3 separate regions of the Homo sapiens genome follow, and regions 1 and 2 are each linked to region 3. A link is a loop called in an ENCODE intact Hi-C map of the cell type or tissue named here. Cell type or tissue: endothelial cell of umbilical vein. All regions are shown on one strand.

Region 1 (8,000 bases), 130 kb before region 3:
AGGGGAATGCAATGGGAGAAGAGAGTGCAATGCTTTTACCCTGCATTCCACTGCAAGGCAATCCAAAGCCAATCAGCCCATCCCCCAAGGGAGTCTCATCTCTCAGTGTGGGGTAGAAATATTTCCATACCTTCTAGGTGGCTGACAGCATGCTTCTCTAATCCAAAAGTGCAAAGAGCTGAGTATCCTTCCATAACTCCATTAGCCATCCCTTAAAGTATATTTCCTACCTAGTTATTACACACACAGGCTAAAAGCTCTTCTTCCTGCAAAGTAATTTCTGATACCTCCCAAAGTCAAAATACATCAGGTAACACGGAACAGAGCCTTAGATTTTGAGAGGGATCTAGCCTCCTTCAATTCCTGGGGTTCCATGAGGAAAACGTAGGTTTTTCTCAAAACAGGGTATGTGGCACCTCCTGTGTTTTTCCCAAGGAGTCCCGGGCTGTCAGAAATTACTTTAGGTCCTCTCATGTGGGCATCAAGAGTGGCAAGAAAACAGACTGGGGAAATAATTCAGCTGACTAAGAAGAAAAACAAAGAAAAATTTTTCTTAAACAAGATCCAAGAAGCGAAAAAGCACCAAGGCCTTTTATATATATATATATATATATATATATATATATATATATATATATATATAGCTTGAATATCAGTTTTTAATTAAGTTGATTTTAACCAGGAATGAGCAAAGACAGCCAGCCTGTGAAGCTAGAGACAAGATGGAGTCAGCCATGTCAGATTTCTCTCACTGTCATAATTTCTTCCGTTACAATATTTGCAAAGGCAGTTTCAGTAACACCCTTTTCCGGGTTAACTAACTTACTCACCAGGAGCCAAGCCAAAAAAGAAAAATCAAATGGAAAGTCTGCTACTCTCAATTATTTTATTATCTGCCAGAGAATGCTTTTGGCAGACTTTCTCCTTCCTCAAGGGAAAAAATACCTGCAAAATTTTAATAATAACAAGGACTGCATTTTGCTTGCCGTGAACGTCTATTTGAGTTCTGCAGGTAAGGGAATCAAAATGAAGCCCAAGGAGAACACAAGATGAAGGGCAAAGAAATCAGAATGCCATTAAAACTCCATTTCCCAAGAAAAACCAGTTGGAAGGAAAAAAAAATCCTACAACTAAAGGATATGAATCAGTGCTTCTTAACTGACATTGATTTTACCCACCAGGGGACATTTGACAAATGTCTTCCCACTCTCTCTCCATTGTAATAGAGAGTGGGCAAATGTTAGGGATGCTGCTGAACATCCTATAGTATTCAGGACAGTCCCCCCAAGATGAAGAACAATCCAGCCGCCATTGTCAATAGTGCCAAGGCCAAGAAACCCTGATCTCAATGAATGGGCTGAAAATGTTGAGTTAATGCATTATATGTTGTGGCCATTCACAACATCTTCAGAAGTTAAGACCCTCAAATCTGCCCACTTCTCTCAGGCTGAACACATAAATCTAACAGAATCCTCCACACTGAAGGTTCTAAGTGGATATTGTAAAAGCATTCTAAGACTCACTGGTAAATGAGCAGGGAAGAAGCCATGCACCGACTTTTTCCCCCAGTAAAAATGCAGCCCACCCAGAAACGACAGTCCCCAGTCTGCAAACATTCAAGCAATGTCCGTATGACAAATGCTGTTTGCTTCCAGCTGATTCTTCTGTTTCCAACGGCCCCACAGTGTCTGTGTGGCCATCCATTTCTCAGTTAATAGGGCTGCCACTCGAATCCATTACACAAGAGAGTACCCCCACCCAGCCCTAGGCCTGCAATATGGCTAATGACCTGCGAAATATAATAAAAATGTCTTGGCTGCCTTTGCATTATGGACCACCATCTATCACACACACAAAGCTTTGCAGACAATAGAAACATTGAATTACATTTTTGGTATAGTCTTTTTTACAATTAAATAATTCTGCAATTACTATGGACTCAGGGGAAACTGCAAAACTAGTGAAGTGCTGTGCACCTTTCATCCTGTCTCCTCCCATCTAGGCATCTTACACTACTGTCAAAGAGGATCAACACCACTAAGTAGGAGGCAGGACGGAAATGCTCACTGGAACACAAACTATCGTCATCCTTTCTGCACTGCATTCACTGGTTGTGTACGTATAATCTATGCAGTTTGATCCTACGTGTAGATCTGTGGAACTGTGTCTCTGGTCAAGGTACCAAACTCTTCATTCAACACAAAAGAACTCTCCTATAACCTTCCTTTGTACGCACGTGCTCCCATCCCTACTCCAGATCTGTAGCAGCCACTGATCTGGTGTCCACCTGTATATTTTCAGCACTTTAAGCAGGTCCTATAAATGGAATCATATAGTCTGCAATCTTCTTCCTTTTTTTTTTTTTTTTTTTTGAGACAGAATCTCGCTCTGTCGCCCAGGCTGGAGTGCAGCTGTGCAATTTCGGCTCACAGCAACCTCCACCTCCTGGGTTCCAGCGTTTCTCCTGCCTCAGCCTCCAGAGTAGCTGGGACTACTGGCATGTGCCACCACGCCTGGCTAATTTTTTTGTATTTTTAGTAGAGATGGGGTTTCACCATATTGGCCAGGCTGGTCTCAAACTCCTGATCTCAAGTGATCTGCCCACCTAGGCTTCCTAAAGTGCCGGGATTACAGGCATGAGCCACCGCACCTGGCCCAGTCTGCAATCTTCTGACGTGGCCTGTTCTACTCGGCACATTTCTCTGGGGGTTCCTCCAGCTTGCTGTGCCTACCCACAACTCCTTCCTTTTCACAGCTGAGTGGTGCTCCACGGCACAGGCATGCCACAGCTTGCTTCAACTACGCCCACTGATGGACACTGGCCATATGTCCAGAATATTGCTATTATAAATAAGCCACTGTTTTCTGTTTTTTAAATAACTGGATTTTGTCAGACACCAATGTAGCTTACAAATGATACTAGCTGTGCCAGGGATTTGCCCCAAACACTTATATGGGACTATGAAAAAGCCCTTATCATGTAATATTAGTAATATTAATATTACTGTGAATACAGGTGGTTCTCTCTTCCCTTTGAGACTAATTTTCTAAACTCTGAAAAACAATCTACACATGGAACTTCTCACCTATAATACCATGACCTCCCCCTAAAATCGTGGTAAAATATATATAACATAAAATATATCATGCTAACCATTTTTAAAAAAAATTTTTAAGAGACAGGGTCTCACTCTTTTGTCCAGGCTGGAATGCAATGGTGTGATCATAACTCACTGCAGCCTTCACCTCCCAGCCTCAAGTGATCCCCCCACCTCAGCCTTCTGAATAGCTGGGACTGCAGGTGTGAGCCCATGCCTGGCTAATTTTTGAAAATTTTTTTTGTTATTGAGACAGGGTCTTGCTACGTTGTCCAAGCTTGTCTTAAACTCCTGGCCTCCAGTGATCCTCCCACCTTGGCCTCCATCTTAACCATTTTTAAGTGCACAGTTCAGTGGCATTAGGTGCATTCACACTACTGTGCAACCATCACCATCAACCATCCCCAGAACGTTATTCATTTTGCAAAATGGAAACTGTACCCATTAAATAGCAACTCCACGTCCCCTGCTTCTCCCCATCCCCCAGCAACCACCCTTCCACTGCCTGTCTTTTTGGATTAGACTCCTCGAGGTATCCCTTCTAAGTGGAATCCTACAGTATTTGCCTTTTGTGGCTGGCTAATTTCACTTGGCATAGTGTCTTCAAGTGTCATCCGTGCTGGAGCCTGTGTCAGAATTTCCTTCCTTTTCAAAGCTGAGTCATGATATTCCACTGTATGGATGGACACGTTCTGTTGATGGAATTTCCTCTGTCAATGGACATCTGGGTTGCTTCCGCTGAGGTGTTCTAAAGGACACTGTACTGCTCCCCTAAAGTGTGAGGTCAGTCTTGGAAGGAGGGGGCATGTCTTTCTGTTCAGCTCTCTCAAGCCACTGTCCTCACAACAGCAGCTCACAGATGCAACAGGAGGAGATCAGCCCAGCACACAGCCTGGCCTCCACTCCGGCAAAAACTTGAGGATGATGAATCCCACTCGACTGACAGCACCCTGTTCAGAGGCCTAGGATATGAAGGGCATTGGAACACAGGGAAGCCTCAGGGAAGTGCTTCTTTCACGGACAGACTGAAGCTCCCAGGACCCCTCTTGAATCCAGACTGGTTGGCTTTGAACAGTGTTCTCTTCTACAGGGCATGAGCTACAACCCATCCCTCAGCATCAGGCCCCCACAAGACACCTGGTGCTTTTTCAGAGGGGATCTCACTTCACCCTCAGTCTTATGTTTCTGTAGAAAGTGTTGAAGAACAGGGAACCTTCCCCTCCGCTCCACCTCACTCTAACCGAGACCCACGCCAGCTTACCCGCTGTGAACTTGCTGGGTCATCTGCCAGGTACTCTTTTTGGACAGTATAACCTCGCTGCGTGTTGGTGGGCGCTCAGCACAGCCTTTTATCTCTGTGCTTGGGTTTGTTGTGGAAAGAGGAGGCCGCTGAGGTCTCACTCACTCTTCCATGCACTCCTCTGAGGCTAACTCACCTGAATGGCATCGCCACCAGAGAGAAGCACTGCAGGTGAAGTGTGTCACCCAGCAAGACTCTTTCTTTTTTTTTCAGACAGGGTCTCACTCTGTCACCCACTCTGGAGTGCAATAGCACAATTATGGCTCACTGCAGCCTTGACCTCCCAGGCTCAGGCAGTCCTCCCGCCTCAGCCTCCTGAGTAGTTGGGACTACAGGCATGAACCACCACACCCGGCTAATTTTTGTATTTATTGCCCAGGTTGGTCTTGAACTCCTGGGCTCAAAGCAATCCACCCACCTCAACCTCCCAAAGTGCTGGGATTATAGGCGTGGGCCTCCACACTGGGTAGAAATCTTTCTTATTAATGATTTTCTTGGCATGGAAGCTTCACGAAATGAATGACAAATGTCACTAAGTTATATTCACAACCCTGAAAGTCTGGGCATGTGGATGTACTACTTCACTATTATCTTACTCTGTTCGGGCTGCTCTACCAAAATACATAGAGTAGGTGGCTTATAAACAACATGTGTGTTTCACAGTTCTGGAGGCTGGGAGTCCACGATCAACATGTGGCAGATTGGGTGTCTGGTGAGAACCCGCTTCCCGATTCATAGATGGTGCCTTCTCACCGTGTTCCCACATGGTAGAAGGGGCAAAGGAGCTCTCCTCATGACTTCATCACCTCCTAAAGGCCCCACCCCCAAATACCATCCCCTTGGGGGTTAGGATTTCAACATAGGAATTCGGGGGAACAGAAACATTGGGACCATAGCAACTATCCTCCTTATGAGCAAGGATGACATATAACACAGAGCCATATATACGTTATGTAAATAAAAGAAGCATGCCTACTTCTACCCAGCTAGTCAGGTGTGCAGAAATGGGCTCTTTAGGAAAACAAGAGTGCCCAGAGTGTAGATGCTCACTTTTGATAACTAGTGATACTCTCACTCTGAATAACCCATGTTTGGTGACGTTAATGGAGGCAAGAAAAATGTATAATAAATTGGCCTCTCAGCTACGAATCAGGGCAAATCAGAACATAAGTTCCACTGAATAAGGAGATTTCAACCATCCTCTAGGGTCTTTAAATCTTTAGAGCTAAGCCAGAAGTTCCTCACTCTGGGAATTCAGCGTGTGTGAGAAGTGGATTTTTACCATTTATTATGGTGACAAGCTCCTTTTAGTAGCTACAGTGTTTAAAATTACTGCCGTCATGGACACGGAACTTGGTAACATCCCTGTGCCGGACACAACGTTAGTGAAATTCCATTTCTACTTGTGTTTCTTTTTCTTCAGTACTGTCGCCACCACCATCATCACATGGTTTTTATTAACTTGTCTGCCTGTTCCTGGTGGTGTGTGGACGTCAGTCACAAAGCTCCAGGTAGGGAAATACTTCGCTGGGTTTTCGATGACTTTGATACCATGGGTATGTGGGCAAATGCACAGAGAGCTTTCGTGGCCGCCACAGGGCCCAGCCTGCGGAATCCTGCTATCTGGAAGCCTGGCCTTTGCCTTGCCCAGATGCCTGGGCTTATCCACCGGAGGGCTGATGAGGCTGTATAGAGTTTTCTATTTTTAAGCAGAAGGTTAGACCAACGGCACTGCTTAAGGAGGGGAAGGTATGCAAACAAGGACGCTCTGTCATTCAGCCGACCTGGGCTACATTCATGTCGGCCCATGGAAACTGTGACCCTGACAGGTTCATGAAATTAGTCCAGAAGGCTAGCTGCAAATCCTCAAAGGAAGAATCACACTTCATGAGCGTCCTGCAGATATATACGCCAGAGCTAACGTCCCTTTACATACTTTCCAGTATGCCTTGTGCGACAGGCAGAGGAGTTCTGTGACTCAACTCACGTCTATAAAACCAGTCATGTTTACGACGTGTCCTGCCTCTGCCTTAGATGGAAAAGAATGCACTGGTTTCTGGTAAAGTGAAACCTACACTTGTCACACGACCCAGCAACCCCACTCCAAGATATTTACCCAAGAGAAATGAAAACCTGCGTTCATACAAATGACCTGTATGAAAATCTTTTTTGTAGCTTTATGTTGGAATCACCAAAACCTGGAAAGAACGCAAATGTCCCTCCACAAGAGGATGCATAAACAAATCGCAGAAACAGCATTCAAAATGGAACACCACTTAGCTATTCAAGAATGAATGGCTGGTGCACACAACAGCATGCATGAATCTCAAATGCATAAGGTTGAGTGAAAGACGTCACACTCTCAGGACCACACAATATGTGATGCCATCTCTATGCCATTCTTGCAAGGGCAAAACTCTAGGGACAGAGCAGTGGTGGTTGCCGGGGCAGGGTGGGGGTGGAAGAGGAGCTGAGTACAAAGGGATACAAGGCAATTTTGAGGGTGACAGAACTGTCCTGTGTGTTGACTATGCTCAAGCCAGCTCCGCGCATTCCTTCCTTCTTTCCTCTTCAGACAGTATCTTCTACTTCTTTAAAAAATATTTTTGGCCAGGTAACGCAGTGGCTCATGCCTGTAATGCCAGCACTTTATGAGGCCGGGGGGGAGGATCTCTTGAACCCAGGAGTTTGAGACCAGATTGGGCAACACAGTGAGACCCTGTCTCTACAAATAAAATAAAACAGAAAATAAGAAATTAGCTGGGCATAATTTCTTGTGGCACAAGCCTATAGTCCCAGCTGCTTGGGCGACTGAGGTGGGACGATCAATTGAGCTTGGGAGGTAGAGGCTGCAGTGAGCCGTGATCGTGCCACTGCACTCCAGCCTGGGCAACAGAGTGAGACCCTCAGCATGAGTGAGTCTCAAAAAACAAAATTTTTCATAGTACCTCCCTTTCCCCTGAATGTATCACCCGATTATCTTGCAGGCAGCTCTTTCTCAGTTAAATTCAGTTTGAATCTGTGGTTCTGTCCCCCTGTATTCCTCATACCGTTTTGCAAGTTCCTGTGAATTATTTAATTTATGCCAAAAATGTGGGTCTGGGAGAACATGTTTTCTTTATAGTTTGGATTTTGGGATGAAGTCCCAGAGGAAATAATATGTTTACAGGGACTCACTTGCCAAATTTTCTCTCTTTCCATACTAAGTGGAAAATGGACTTCCACTTCCCTGGCTGTATTCAGAAATATGCGGGGGCACACAACTCACGACTCCCCCAGCATTTGGGGGAGCTGCTCACTACAGCAGGTGCAGGCTGTGCACATTTCTAGGGGCTCGCTCCCTTGCTTCTCTCCTCCTGGGATGGTAACACGAGCTCACGGGAAAGGCACATGGCCACCATGTGATTCTTAAAAACTGCCCAGATAGCACAAGTGACCAGGCAATGGATCCCGTAAGACAGAGGCCAATGGACTCACACACTGTATTAGTCCATTATCATGCTGCTAATACAGACATACCTGAGACTGGGTAATTTACAAAGGAAAGAGGTTTAATGGACTCACAGTTCCACATGGCTGGGGAGGCCTCACAATCATGGCAG
Region 2 (8,000 bases), 75 kb before region 3:
CATCAACACATCCGGCTAATTTTTTTTGTAGAGATGGGGTCTTGCTGTGTTGCCCAGGCTGGTCTCAAATGCCTGGCCTCAAGCAATCCTCCTGACTCAGCCTCCCAAAGTGCTGAGATTACAGATGTGAGCCACCACATTCAGCCTCTTGATATACCCAAAGTGGGAGCTTGGAAAGAGTTAGGATGAGGTCATCACATTTGAAGACGGTTCAACATTAAGCCTTACAAATCATCAGATTGACTCACTTGAGTGTTTGGAATGTCTGGTCTTGGGTTTAGGTTGGAATTTTATCATTAACTGTGAGCCTGTAATTTCAAACTCTCCTTCCTTTGTTACATGACAACTGTGGTCTAGATCTGCACAACCCAACAGAAATCTAAGGCAAGCCTTATGTATAATTTTAAATTAGTTTTCTTTTTCTTTTCTTTTTTTTTTTTTTTTTTGAGATGGAGTCTCACTCTGTCGCCCAGGCTGGAGTGCAGTGGCGCAATCTCAGCTCACTGCAACCTCCGCCTCCCGGTTTCAAGCTATTCTCCTGCCTCAGCCTCCCAAGTAGCTGGGACTACAAGCATGCCCCACCATGCCCGGCTAATTTTTGTATTTTTAGTAGAGACAGGGTTTCACCACGTTGGCCAGGCTGGTCTTGAACTGCTGACCTCAGGTGATCCGCCCGCCAAGGCCTGCCAAAGTGCTGGGATTACAGGTGTGAGCCACCGCGCCCAGCCTTAAATTAATTTTCATGATAGATTTTGATTTACTCAGTGTATCCAAAATAGTATCATTTCAACTTGTATTCTATTTAAAAAATTACTGAGATCTTTTACGTTCCTTTTTCCTACTAAATTTCCTAAATCATCACAGTGTATGTATTTTACATTTGTACTATATCTCAATTCACAAGTTAAATTTTCATTGGAAATACATGACTGGTATTATAGGTAACAAAATAGACCCTGGAAAATATAGATGCACACACCCACATGGTTCCCAACATTCCAGTAACCAAGGAAGTGTTGATTTTTAAATTTAAATTAATTAAAAGGAAATGAAATGGTAAGGGGTCTGTTTCTCAGTGATAGGAGTCACACCATTGGTGGGACGGGAGAGTGCTGGGCAGCTTGGCCACCAAGGAGAGTCTGCAGCAGCGGAAATTCTCCTATTGGAGTCTGCAGGGTGGAGGGATAACAGGGACTTTTTAGGCCACACGATTCCTCTTTAAGTAGTCCACATGCACATTTTCAAGTTATTGACCCATAGCATTTTTTTCTGGACTACTTCCAAACAGATTAATAACCACAAACTATCCTAGTTTAAAACTCCTAGAAACAGTGTAACTTTCAGCTTAAAAATTATTTTTCACATTATGACTTGATTTTCTTTTTTTTTTTTGGTAATAATTTGTACATTTATTTTTTTAAGGAGAGTTAATCTTTGAAAATGTAAAAAGGTAGTTCTAAGGTCACAGAGTTGATAATACAGTTTTTTTTTTAACTGTTATATACCAGATATTTTACTTATTTTTTGAAAAATACAATTATCTACAATGCTCTTTAATTCAGTTTTTAAAATTTTTTGTATATTCTTAAAATTTTTGCGGTTACATAGTAAGTGTATATATTTATGGAGTACATGAGATGTTTTGATACAGGCATGCAATGTGAAATAAGTGGATCGTAGGGAATAGGGTATCCATCTCCCATGACTTGATTTTCATAATTTCAGACAGACATTGGAACTTGGGATCTCAGACATCACTGACCAAAGAACACACTGGATTTTGCAGACTTTGTACAAAAAAGAAAGAACATAAAATATCTTGCGGATAATTTTTAAAATAGGAATCGCTTGTAGAAATGATGCCATTTTGGATACGTTGGGTTAAATAAAATATATTATGGCATTATTATATATTAAAATAGGTATTACAATAATAATTTAATACACAGTAAAAAAGATGTTGTAATATAAATTTTACCTGCTTCTTTGTACTCTTTTCCTGTGGCTGCTAGAAAAGTATAAATTCCATGTATGGCTCTCAATCTGCTGCTACTGGATAGAGCAAATCTAGCTGGCTTCCACAGTGCCCGCAGGCTCTACAATTTGTGGACTGTAGCTGGCAAGATGAAGAGGCATATGGAGGCTTTCAGTTTTTTAGGCCACATGATTCTTCCTGTAATTGTATCTGCCGACAAATTTTTAATTATATGCCCATAACATCTTTTCTTCCCCCCTCCCCGACCAGTGTGAAACAGATTAAAAATCACAAGTTGTTCTCGCTGAAGACTAGCCTTCTCTAGGAAACAAAAAGCGATTTTCTGTGTTTGAAGTTATTCTTAACAGTGAATTACTGTAGGTTCTGTGAGACACCTGACCAAGGTCCAGGCGAATGTTTGCGGGCTTCAGAACGCCCAGGCGATCGAAAGGCAGCTTGTGTCACTAGCCAACGCTCTGCCTTACAATTTGGTGCCCTCTGTATCTCTCCATTTTGGGGCCGCTGACCTGGCAGGCTGCACGGAGGGTTACAAACTCACAGGGCTCCCCACAGAGCATCCAGGCAAGGATCCTGCCTGGCTGAGGTTCCCTCACATATAAAATGGGGATGGCCGTGCCAACACCTGTGCCACCCCCTCCCTAACAGACTGCCCCGAAAGACACAGGCAATGGTGCCACTGATGGGCTTTGTGGGCAACAGCACAGCGCCACTCAAATCCCAGAGTGCTGCTAATTAAGACCAGGTGACCCCAAACAAAATGCCTGAGCCAGGATTAGTCTTAGTCACTGCTGTTATTATTGTTATACTAAATCCCCTTTTAGACATGACTTCCTGACCCTTACATTTTCAGCTGTCACTTTAAGATTTAATTAAGTCCTGCCCCTTACAAGCATTGGGGAATCAGCACTGGGGAATCCCCGCCTACAGATGCTTGGGCAAACAGCACTGGGTGACTGCATGCGTCTAATCAATGATGGCAAATCGAACACTCGACTGCCCTTGTTTTAGCAAGTGGAATATCATGGCCACGTTAAGTTCTGTTTGGAACTAATTAAGAACCACCCATAAGAAAGGTGGGCATCAAGGAGAAACCATTATTTTATAGGATGCAAATGATGCTGAATGAAGACAGAGTGTTTTGCTTGTATGTTTATTTTGGTGGGAGAATATCCGTTCTGTTTGTCCACAGCTTAAAGTGGCAGTGTGTGGGCACACACATGCCTGGTGACACTGAGTTCAGACTGAAAGTCATCCACCTGGAGCCACCTTCTGAAAGAAACTTGGCAGCATGAACGGCTGCTTCTCCATTCACAGTTTCCATACACACTGCATACTGTAGCATGAAGAGGACTCCTAGTCTGTAGGAGCAAAGTATTGAGAGAAAATGGAATCTTGAGCCCTGAAAGGAACCCAGTGTTAGAGAAATATGGCCATTTCTCCGAGGATTTGCTCAGTCTATTGAATTTGGCAGGAAATGATTCATTCAAGGCTTGGCTCAACTCCTACCTAGTCAATACACTTTTGAGGAAAAACATACAAACATCATTAAGAAGCTAAATCTGTTGTGCTGTAAAACGACAGATGCTCCGACCCAAAATTATCATAGCATTTGTTTTTAGCAATCTATCAATAATTTCTGAATCTTTTCCCTCTCCTTTCATTTGTTTTCATTTCAAAGTTTGAGAAGCTTTCTTTAAAGGGAAAAAGAAAAACAGAAATCATGCTTAAAATGAAGACTACAAAAGAAAGAACTGGAGTTGACATTAGGTAAGCTTTCTACCTGGGATGCCCTAAAGCAGTCAAAGGAGATGCAGAAGCAGCAAAAGAATGGGAATTTGAAAAAGGACTTCACAGAAATATAGAAAATGATCCTGTCCTCATCCTGTGTGTATCATAAGACAGTTCAGTGCTTCAAAGACAGCACAGAGCTTGCCACATAATAGATACTCAATTAATTCATGTGAAAAATACAACAGATGTCACACACAGACACACATTCACATATATCCTTGGGAAACACTGAACTTTGGCTAATGACAAGTAGAAACAAATTAGTAAGCTTGCCAATTTATAATAACATTAAAAAATAATCCGTTATTGGCTAACATAAGAATCTGTGCTTTTCCTACAACTGTCATTCTATAAAAAGTCTTTTGATCAGCACACCAGGAAACAGGAGAGGAGCAGCCTCCGCATGCTCTTGTAACACCCCAACACGTCAGCAGTCCCAACTGCAGTACACAACCAGGGCCCTTCAGGAGAGAGTGGTACAGTCAACAACAGAAGTGCCCTGGTAGGCCCCACCTAGGAAAATCAATCTGCTAGCTTCTTCTTGCTTTCTGGACTTAGCTCTTGTTTCATATGCAGCTCTGACATGAAGATGCATGGTTTGGCTCAGGCCAGGAGGCTAATGGACCAGCAAACATCAGACATGGCCCCTTCAGCTGAAACTCCAACACTGCAATCCTTAAAATAACTGGGATTCAAGAGAAACTCAGAAAGTGCAATATTGGAAAGAACCTGAGATAACACCTTTCAAAGAGGCTTAGGTCTAATACATGGAAAAAGAAATGCAAATAGCTGACAAATGTGATCAAATATTCCACCTCGTTAGGAATTAAAGAAATGCAAGGGGAAAAATAAAGATGTCACGCATTCCTGGCTCAGCTGACCATGTTCACATGAAGTGTTGGAGAGGCCTGTGCCCCAGCCCCTCCACTTACCCCCGTCCCTCCTCACTGCCACGCAACCCGCACAGCCTCTCAGGAAAGCAATATGGTAATCGGTCTCAAGAGCCCTCCAGTTCTATTTCCAGCAATTTATCCTAAAGGAAAATGGAAGCAATTGAAATCTCCAGCAACACATGTGATATAAATGATGGAACATGTACTTCATGAAAGAGATGCATACAAACATTTTCAATCGATGTTGCTGGATGATCAAATGCTTCCTGGAGAAGGTCAAGTGGAAGGGGCATACTACAAAGCTCAGAATACAGCAGGACACACACACACACACACACACCCCTACCTGGAAGAAAACACACCAAAATGCTGGGGCAACACACACACACACACACACACACACACACACACACACCTGGAAGAAAACACACCACCAAAATGCTGGGGCAAAACTTCTAGGGGTGGGTTTATAGATGTTTTTCTTTTCATGCTTACTTTTATTTTTAAAAACTGCTTACAGCATATTAATTTTTATAATTGGAAAAGAATTATGAAAACCCTGGCAAGCAAAGAATAATTACTAATACTTCCTCCGGTGGGTATTCATCAGATTACACGATAGCTGTTTACCTACTGACTTTTCTTCTAAGAACGTTTAAGACGGTTTTCCTTATGCAGTGTGATGTGTTGAGGAAGTTCTTTTCTCCCCTAGGTATATACTGACCAACCCCCGCCCAGTCACCTTTTTGTATTTTTATGACGCTAAAGTTTAGAAACACAACATTAAATATTTATGGCTGATATCTGCTGCTTCTAAAAATACTCAAGAGGAGAAACTCTCTTCCCAAGGCCTCCACTTAACCTGGCTGAACTGACCAAGGCGGGCAGCTGCTCCCTGAGCTTCCCCTGGGATCTCCCACCTCAGCTGCCTACCTGGGTCTGAAACACCCAAACTGCTGACTGCTTCAAACTCGCTTATGTCAGTTGGCCTTGTTATTGCATTTACGAAAAGTAATTGAATATTATATAAAATGGTGAACTAGGAGTACCCCCAAATTATTTTTTCGACAAAAACCACTTTGACTGCTTTTTTAGAGACTTAACCAAGACAGATTGCCTCAAGGGATTTGGGAAAAGAAAATAAAATCCTAGATAGATTCTATACCGAGATGGTTTCATAAATCTCTTTCAATTCCCACTCCGCTTCAAAGAGACAAACATTGTAGAGGCTGCACCATCCGGAATGGGGGAAGCTGACTCCAAACTAGGAATAAAGGATCCCTGTCCCAAGAAAAATCCTACTCCTTCTATCAAGAGATGGGTGAATGGATCTGCACTGATATATTTTAACATAAAACCGAAATAAACAACCTCCAGGAAGAGATGCTTAACACCCCTCCTCCACCCGAGTGGGGATTTTGAAAGAATACTACATGGAAAGGGAAAAACATTAATCGCAACCCAACACCCATGACCTAAACCCAGTGGTCAAGGTCAACAGCAACAGTGGTGAGTCAGGTTGACAGTACCTACCCTTGATATGATGTGGTGAGAAGGGCGCTTCACCTCTGGGGTCTCGTTCCTCAAAACCTACCACCCCAGTCCAATCATGTGAAAACCACTGAACAAGCCCAAATTGAAAAACATTCTCGGCCAGGCACATGGCTCATGCCTGTAATCCTAGCACTTTGGGAGCCCAAGGCGGGAGGATCAGTTAGTTTGAGAACAGCTTGGGAAACACAGTGACACCCTGTCTCTACAAAAATTGGAAAAAAAAAAAAAAAAAATTCCAGGCATGGTGATATGCACCTGTGGGAGGCTGAGGTGGGAGGATTGCTTAAGCCCAGGAGGTTGAGGCTGTAGTGAGCTATGATCACACCACTGCACTCCAGCCTGGGTGACAGAGTGAAGACTTCATCTCAAATAAATAAATAAATAAATCAACTTAAAAAAATAAAAGGAACAAAGAAAAAAAAAGAAAAAAGAAAAGCCATCCTCTTTCATGTTCTACTTCTATTTTCAGCTATTTTCTCCCTTGGGAAATTTTGGTTGCCCATCTCAGCTGGACTTGGAAAGCAGGGAAGGTGAGAACTCTCCAGGGAAGAATTAAAGCAAGAAGTGGGAGTGCCATCCAAGCCTCAGGTCTCAGGGCCAGGGCCACAAGCTGTGAAGACAGAAACACACTGGTACCATCAAGCTTCATGCCAAAGCAACTGGCAAGGGTGAGAGCGGCAACTCCAATGCTAGAACTCAGACACGTACCTGGAGGCTTTGGACCCTGGGGGCCCCAGTGGGCTCTGCCTTGTTTCCAGGCGATGCAAGTGCCAGGGTGAGGCGGTGCCAGCACCAGCACTGCCTCATCCCACTGGACTTCTTTCTGCCTTGTCTAGAAAATGTAAGGGCTACAAGCAAATCTCAAAGATTCTCTCCCAATTCTAAAATCTTAGGAATCTGCGAAATGTCCGATAAGTCAGGCCGAGTGTCCAGAACTGGCACTCACGAGGCTCATTTGTTCAAACCTCACAGGCCTCAAATCCCTGTTGAGAAAATCGTTTGCCCTTAGGACTGTGCTCTGTGTTTATGGCCCTGACTTCAGGGCCCAGGGCCTGGCACACACAGGTATTCAATAAACATCTGCCCAATGAACGAGTGGACAGACGATCTTGGTGCTGTGAGAGCCAAGAGCAACAAAGGGGCTGAAATCCTGAGTAAAAGGGAAAACTCTGTAAACTTTGTGAATGTTTGGAGAAAACATTCTTGATAATTTTTGAAGCTAACTTTGCACAGAAGACTGTAGTAGGTTATTCAACTGTTTTGTTCTTTTGAAAGGGAAAGGCCAACATTTCCTATATGTCTTGAGGCAGAAGGAACATAGAGAGACAGCAGCAGTTCTGAAGTTAACTGGAAGATTAACGCAAATTTATAGTGCAGGTGGGAGCTGAGGACGCTCGTCCATTAGGGGCTCAGGAACTGTTTGCATTTGATTGCAGGGAAAACTGTTTTTCTGTTCAAAAATGCAATTAAGAGCAAAAAAATTGGTATGTGATTCATTCTTTTTTTATTATTTATTTTTGGGACACGGTCTTGCTCTGTCACCTAGGCTGGAGTGCAGTGATGCCATCATGGCTCACTGCAGCCTCTACCTCCTGGGCTCAAGTGATCCTCCACCTCAGCCTCCCGAGTTCCAGCAACTACAGCCATGCGCCACCACACCTGGCTAATTTTTTAATGTTTTTGTACAGACAGAGTCTCACTGTGTCACCCAGGCTGCAGTAACACTACTTTCTAATGAACTGACTGCTAAGCTGTTGACAGTCTCC
Region 3 (8,000 bases):
GGGGGTGGAGTGGGAAGATGTAATAACCCAGTCTTCACCTGTTTGACTGAGCTATGTGCCAGGCTCTGTGCCAGGTGCAGGACTACAAAGACGAGGATGACGTGGGCCTGCCCATGACACAAAGAACAGTTTGGTGAGGAGACAGATATCTCAAAAGACTATCACAAAACAACCCAGAAGTGCTATAAACAATATTCTCAGCATTTTACAGAACACTGATGAGTAGCCCAAAGCCATCTGGGTGGGAAACCGGGCTTCCTGAGGAAAGTGATATCGGAGCCACGTCAAAGAATAAGTAGAACTTAGCCATGAGGAGAAGAGGGGAGTAGGAATCATCACAGAATACCCCAAATTTATAACAGAAACTAACCTTTACCAAGTGCCCCTGCACCAAGATTTTGCCTATGTAATCTCATTGACCTCACACAACCACCTTATAGAGTACATACGGTCAACTTCATTCTTCTGATTAGGAAAAGCAAGCAGGAAAAGGTTAACTTGACAAGGTGCCACAGCTATGCAAAATGGTGGTGACACAATGCACCCTAATCTGAGTAACTCTCAGACCAACACAATTTCTATTGTACCTACGACCTTCATAGAACCACACTCTTGTGATAAAGGTCACAAGAAGCTCTTTGTGCATTTAATCAAGTATGCAATGTGCCTAGATGTTCCTTGTTGTCCTCAAACACAATGTATCCTTTTCCTCATTTTGGCCACCAAAAGATTCACAAAGGGAACAGAAATCAAGATTGTCATCCCCTCCTCTCAGTATCTCCCCATCAGAGTAACCCTAACTCACCGCTTCTCAACCGTCCTGTTATCTGAGTGCCACGTTCCCAGCAGCTTTTGCTGGCAAGGACAGCTAAGCCCTCCATCTGCTGCACTGCCCTGAGGCCTCATCTTGTGCTGAGAGGAGGGGCCCCAGCGGGCTTCTCCCCAGCAGGTGCACACGCACTCTGGCACCCTGGCACTGGGCCATGCAACCTTTCCCCAGCTGCCTTTCCCTACCAAAGGCGAAGCATGCAGACTTCAGGCTCATCAGAGAACGGAAACACCTTCTGGGGCTCTGGACACAAGGCACCCTCAAACAAACATCACCCAGGAAACTGATACAGAAAACAGAGCTGGAACCTCCCCCTCACCCTTCGGTACAAGAAAAGCATTGAGCAAGAGATGGGATAGCAGTTTTACAAGCGAGGAAGTATGAGGCTAATCTGTTCCCAAACAAAGCACCAAAGAGAAGATATCTGAAGGACGTACAGTCTAAAGTTTCAGCAGAGGATGGGAGACTGGGCACGTCCTAATATTTCGACAGATGTGTCTTAGTTTAAGGATAGCGCACATAAAAACTTTCCTTTTACCAAATTTATCTTTGGTAAACTAATTTCCCAGTCGGTGCCCTTGGAGAAATCTGTGTTAACTATTTGATAGTTCCCAATAAGAAAGGATACCTGGGCAAACATATGGTCCATGATATCCAAAGGAAATCTGAACCGCTTTTCTGCTATTGAGCAACATAAACCAGGCTGAAATTACTAAAATGGGGAGCAGCATGGTTACTACTAAGACCCGGGCTTTTGAAGACAGTGGAAAAAACCCAGACATTAAACCTAATCTCCAGTCCCATAATTGCTATTTTAACATTAACGGAACCTCCAGACATCAAGCACAGTGCAAACGTCCCAAGCAGTGAGCATTTCACGATTTCAACGCCAATGACCTGATCTCAGATGCACATTGGTGCAGTTGAGTCTGGTCACAGTCATAGAGCATCATGTTACTTCCAAAGCTTTCAACTCTGAAATTCTCATTTTGGGCCTCACTTCCCGCCACACCATTCCCCCTGCCTCGAGTGGCCTCACAACCCAGATCTGGCTCTCACCAAGGCCCCCAGCCGACAACTCGCTGCAGGTCACCCCTGTCTTCCCACCCAAACTAGGTCCTCAGGGCTATCAGGCCTAGGGTTGTCCTGTCTAATACAGCAGCCACTAGCCACACATGACTATGTAAACTTAAATCAATGAGAAGTAAACATATGCCAATGCTCATAGCAGCATTATCCACAACAGCCAAAAGGTGAAAGCCACCCATGTGTCCTCTGACAGATGAGTGGATAAACAGAGTGTAGTCCATCCATACACTGGAATATTATACAGCCTTAAAAAGGAAGGAAATTCTGACGCATGCTATGACATGGATGAAACTTGTGCTAAGCCAGACGCAAAAGGACAAATACCATATGATCCCACATATAAAAGGTCCCTAGAGTGTCAAAATCATAGAGAGAGAAAGTAGAACGTTGGTTGCTGGGGCTGTGGGGAGGGAAGAATAGGGAGTTTGTGTTTAATGGGGCAGTTTTCTGTTTGGTATGATGAAAAAGTTCTGCAGATGGATCGTGGTGAGGATTGCACAATGTAATGAATATTTAATGCTGTTGAACAGTGTACTTAGAAATGGTTATGATGGTAAATTCTGTTTTATGTATTTTACCACAATAAAAAAAATTGGGGGGCGGGGGGCAGTAGAGAGAGGAAACCTATCTGTAAGAGCACATTTTTCAATATGCCCAAACAAGAATATCAGGACCTTTTAATTGCTAATGCACGTAGATCACTCAAGACCACAGATGGCTCAAAGGTAAAAACCAAGATCCCTTTGGATCCCTCCCTGCCCGATGCATTGTGCTTTGCTCACAGTAAAAGCACTCAGTGATACTGGCTACATGGCAACAAGTACCAAATGATTACATGAGAGGTCTTTGGTAACTCTGAAAGGAAATTAGTGGATTGACCTTACAGTAATTGCTTCAAGACTTAAAAAGAAGGATTGGTAACTTAACGGCCTGGAAATCTTTCTTGGCGCATTCAAAACAAGAGAAAGCCTTTTGTAAACGCTTTGCACCTGTCTCACCACTGAAAGAGGGATTAAAGCCACTGCCTTGGTGCGAGAGGAGAAAATGTCTCTATGATAAAAGTCAAATTAGCAATATTTGACCTCCGGGTAATTTCACTCTGCAGCCCAGCTCCCCTTCTGCTGAGGTTAAAGGCACAACAGTGGCCAGGAGACAGCCCAATTTAAGAGTAACATGCGTCTAGTCTTATCAGAATTCACTGTTTTGATTTTATAGCAAAGTCAATGAGGCCCTTGGATTCTGTGGAAATTACCTCATAATTATTACCTGTGCAAGACAAATGTAACTTATTTAACTTTACAGGGCATTGCCAGTAAGACATGAATACTACATGATAAAAGTGCTCAATTTTGGCCAGGCACAATGGCTCACTCCTGTAATCCCAGCACTTTCGGAGGCCAAGGCAGGCAGATCACAAGGTCAAGAGATCGAGACCATGCTGGCCCACATGGTGAAACCTCATCTCTACTAAAAAATACAAAAATTAGCTGGGCATCGTGGTGCATGCCTGTAGTCCCAGCTACTCCGGAGGCTGACGCAGAAGAATCGCTTGAACCCGGGAGGTGGAGGTTGCAGTGAGCCGAGATCACGCCACTGCATTCCAGCCTGGTGACAGAGCAAGACTCCATCTAAAAAAAAAAAAAAATGCTCAATTCTGATGCTGGGGCAAACAAGAATTATCCAAGACACTTAAAATTGGACAGCTTTTTGTAATGGCCCAATAATAACGACTGTAATGCAGCAGCTTGTAAGGTACTTTAAAAAACAGAAAGGATATGTACTGAGGTTATCACAGGACAGAAGACTGCCTATGCCTGCTCACTTCAAATGGCCAGAGTTCATTTGAAACACAGCACAACCGTGTGCTTCTAGTGTTAAAATTCATGTGCCGCAGCCCACATTAGTGGATTCAGGCTGATCGATTTCAAACCATTCTGATGGCAAAGGGTGAATCATTTGAAAATGTCTTGGGAATATGATACAGAACCAAAAATGCTCATTCCCTACCTCTAGTTTCACCAATCCTCATACCAGCACTATCTATTGAAGGATTTGTTAAATGTCACTCTGTTCCTCGTATGCACACTAATTCCATTTTAAAAACTCACTCTATACACTCTTTTCAGAGTAATCAAGTAGAGAGGTAGTCCTACAGACTCAACTTTAAAGACTAGGATGTTTATACCCAGACAAGTAAAATATAAAGGGCACTGTCCTTTAACATTAATTTTGACAAGACATCAGAGCCAGATTTGATCATTTGGATATAATTAAAGAGTGCAAGGTTATTTTCACAAAACCAGAAAGACTTCTCTGATAGAATTCATCATCGCATCTTTAGAAGTTTGTGCTGACTCTCACATCAGGGGGGCTGCGTGTTTACAAACACACCCGAAGACTTTCACGATCAGGTATGCAGGGGAGACCTCAGGCCAGTGTGCCCAGGAGGTAGAATTCAGACACATTTCCAGTTAAAACTCTGGAGGCAAAAAAGTTTATTCCTCTGCACACTCGCAAGCCTGGCTGCAAGCCACACACACTCTTCACCTCCATTTCCTTCCCTCTATAAACAGAACCACATCTGTGCACGATGATTTCGTTTCCTTACAGGGGACTGGAAGCTTCCTCTCTGTCTCTCAAATAATGACAAAAATAACATTACTCAGGCATGCACAGCAGGCAAAGCCTTCTTGACAATTAGGATTTCAGAGCTTCTTTTTAGGGGAAAAGGGAGTAAGAATTCAAGTGGGATGGCTTCTGGAAGCCTGGGTCTGCACAGATCCCAAGCTGTGAAAAGACAGAAGCCCATGTGTCTGGCCTCTTTAAAAAAAAAGAGTAATATAAAAAGAATAATAAAAGTACTTACTGTTGACCGGATGCTCACCAAGCTCTGTTCTAAGCACTTTAACATGAACCAGCTTTTAAAATAATTCCACTTACACAAGCTACCTCAAGTTGTGAAATTCAAAGAAGCAGGGAGTGGAATAGTGGTTGCCAGGAGCTGGAGGGAGGAGAAACAGGGAGGAGTTGTTCAGAGGGTACATTGTTTCCATCCCGCAAATGAAAAGAGTCCTGGAGATGCTGGACAACTGCAGCTGACAATGCCTACACTCAGAGAGGGGGGAAGAGGGGAGATCTCATGTGGGACTTTTTTTAACCAGAATTTGTAAAATGCTGTAACAATATCCTATTAAGGGAGGTACCAACATCCGTCCCCAGTAAACACTGGCAGCCAAGAATCAAACCAAGGGACTGACAGATAACCCCAATCCTGAGTCTACTTTAGTGAAAAACGAGAAAAGGAAAATACTCAACACTGTATTTTTTTTTTAAATTAGGGTATTAAGAACTGTTGAATTAGGCACTTAAATGGGTGTTTGGTATGTGAATCATATCTCTATAAACCTTTTTTTAAAAAAAAGTCCACAATAGCTAAGAACAGGTGCATCTTATTATATATAAGCCACACTGAAATACGATGAGCACGAAAACAAATGTACACAGAAAGCACATAAAGAACCCTATACGAATAATACGTGGCCACTAAATAACAACTGTATGTCAATGAGTAAAAAATCATCACTTAAATGATGAAAGAAATTCAGATGACAGGAGCCTCACAAACCCAGTTTTCTGAAGACATTATTTATACTCATTAGGATGCCTGCACAGATGTTGCTGTTGATATGAAACAGACATTGTAGACACAGTGAAAGGGAGAAAAATGGCTGTCCACCATTTTTCACCTCCACATCTCTCTGGCTAGTCTTTAGTGGGATCAGACAGCAAAGCAGGAAAAGACAATTTGATACAACACCGACCCGACCTGCAGGCTCCTGGGCAACCCTTCTCCTCGCCTGCCTCCCTCCCTTGCTCCCGCATGGTTCTGGGTTCCTCCCTCGGAGCTCAGCACTGCCCAAGCACTGGGCACGGCAAGCCGGTGCTTCACTGTCACCACCCCTACCAGCTCCTGAGCTCCTGGAGCAAGGTCTCTCCAGGGTGCAAGCATCCCTGGCTCTGCAGAGCCTTCATGGCACCTATGGGAGCCCCATTTAACCACAGCCCAAGGAAGTCCACCAGCTGCTTCCCCTTTCGAAGGAGCCCGGAGCAGCACACCCAGCAGAGGTAGTGTCCTGGTCTCCATTTCTCGTAACTTGATCATGCTGGCCTGGTAAGCTAGCATCCCTGACCTCCACATTTTCAAAACACTGCACGAATACCCACCATCACTGTGCCTTTCTTTACTTGGGGTCTGCTGTCTGCGATAGGTCCCTCTTTGCCTTGGAAATTGTCCTGCCTTCACTTCTCCACAAAGAAAAGGCTGGGAATGTCTCAGGAGCATTTGAAAACTGCATTTAAGTTTCTCTTTCATGGAGGGTTTTCACTCAGAAGGAAACCAAAACTTCCCCAAAGGTAAAATATTTTCCTAAGTTATCTCCCTACCATCAGAACACTTCTTTGAACTGCAGCATTATGTTTATGGAATTTTGTGTAGCCACAAGTAAGGACTAGAAGAAACGTTTTGAAAAAGTGGGGAGGGGGAGGAAGGAAGAGAATGTATGATGAAATTGGAGAGTAGAGAAAAGCAGGCCGAAGGGTGCGGAAAGCAAGCATTCACGCACATCTTCAACAGACAGCTGTGCTAGGAGTTCGCGCTCGTCTATGGGCTGAATTATGGGCTGTTCACACCTGATGCTGCTTTCAACTCCCTTCCTTTTACCTCTTACCCTCACAGTTTTTGTTTATAACAACTTTACTGAGATATAATTCACATACCATGAAATTCACTCTTTCAAAATGTACAATTCAGTGGTTTTTAATACATTCAGAATTTTGCAACCGCTGTCTAATTCCAGAACACTTTCATCACTTCCAGAAGAAACCCTGTGCTGGCTAGCAGTCACCCCACACTGCCCGTCCCCAGCCCTGGCAAGCAGGAACCCACTTTCTGCCTCTATGGATTTTCCTGTTCTGGACATTAGGCATATTACATCCCTACTCCCAACTCATATGCTGAAGCCTTAAGCCCCAGGACCTCAGAATGTGACTGTTCATTTGGAGTTAGGGCCATTCAAGAGGTAACTAAGGTAAAATGAGGTCATTAGGACGGGCCCTAATCCAACAGGACTAGAGATGAGGGGACACAGACACACACAGAGGGATGACCTTGTTAGGACCCAGGGAGAAGACAGTATCTACAAGCCCAGGAGAGAGGCCTAGGGAGGAACCAACCCTGCTGACCCCTCGATCTGGGACTTAGAACCTCCAGGACTGTGGGAGAATTACGGGCTGCTGTTACAGCCGCCCGGCACGTGGTGCTGCGTTAGGGCAGCCCAGGAGACTAAGGCAAGCCCGCGGGCCCAGTGCCAGGCCCGTGGGAGGCGTGGGAATGCTAAGCAAAAGGATTCCCTCTCCAATTCCTGGAGAGAGAGCACAAGGAGTGAGGCTCATGGGCTTGCCCCCTAACCGCTACGTCCCAACCCTTTGTCCCTTATTAAGAGTGTTTAATGTGTTTGGATAGAATTCCTCTAGGGTAAAAATGCTTCACCCCCAATGTTAAGATATAGAATTGTAATTTTACCCTCCCTCACCCCTCCCTTACAAATCAGTTAACGCTCAGATGTCCAGGGTGGGGCAGAAATCTGTTAATTGACATAAAAGAAATGCAGCCTTCGCTTCCTGGGGCAGGGGCTCCCAGTGCAGGCTTGGACAGAGATCCACATGCAGACTAAATGTCCACCCAAAGCTCCAGAAGCATGTGCGCAGCTCAGGAGGCCACTGCACGAACCTTTCAGCATGGCCAGATCTACTTCTCCTCCCCTCCCACCCCACAGACAGCACTGATTTTAAAAGACGTGCTCTTGCGCCCCAGTGTGGTGGCTCACACCTGTAATCCCAGCACTTTGGGAGGCCAAGGAGGGTGTGGATCATTTAAGGTCAGGAATTCGAGACCAGCCTGGCCAACATGGCGAAACCCCACCTCTACTAAAAATACAAAAATTAGCCGGGTGGTAGTGGTGCGCGCCCATAATCCCAGCTACTAGGGGGACTGAGGCAGGAGAATCACTTGAACCCAGGAGGT

Evidence for each region. Peaks named below come from ENCODE experiments on the same cell type or tissue, not always from the same donor. Only the 100,000 strongest peaks of a DNase experiment are listed, where the experiment ranks them.
Region 1: it touches region 3 in a loop (10-fold over the local background); 5 of 110 quality-filtered maps call a loop at or near these places.
Region 2: a loop joins it to region 3, with 8 times the contacts of the local background. A loop is called at or near these places in 2 of 110 quality-filtered maps.

What each region holds. Positions count from the first base shown.
Region 1 is chrX:9,658,133-9,666,132 of GRCh38, reverse strand. The region is part of intron 5 of TBL1X (transducin beta like 1 X-linked); the gene reads right to left. Among named protein-coding and RNA genes, the nearest start is that of GPR143, 100 kb to the left of the region's middle. RefSeq lists an enhancer at 3,310-4,509. In endothelial cell of umbilical vein, no CTCF peak of the experiment used is centred here; DNase peaks (open chromatin) are centred at 862 and 3,792; H3K27ac peaks cover 2,889 bases.
Region 2 is chrX:9,606,432-9,614,431 of GRCh38, reverse strand. All of the region lies in intron 2 of TBL1X (transducin beta like 1 X-linked), which reads right to left. Among named protein-coding and RNA genes, the nearest start is that of TBL1X, 150 kb to the right of the region's middle. In endothelial cell of umbilical vein, no CTCF peak of the experiment used is centred here; a DNase peak (open chromatin) is centred at 3,431; H3K27ac peaks cover 1,525 bases.
Region 3 is chrX:9,531,819-9,539,818 of GRCh38, reverse strand. The region is part of intron 2 of TBL1X (transducin beta like 1 X-linked); the gene reads right to left. Among named protein-coding and RNA genes, the nearest start is that of TBL1X, 71 kb to the right of the region's middle. RefSeq lists an enhancer at 6,722-7,291. In endothelial cell of umbilical vein, no CTCF peak of the experiment used is centred here; a DNase peak (open chromatin) is centred at 4,548; H3K27ac peaks cover 2,309 bases.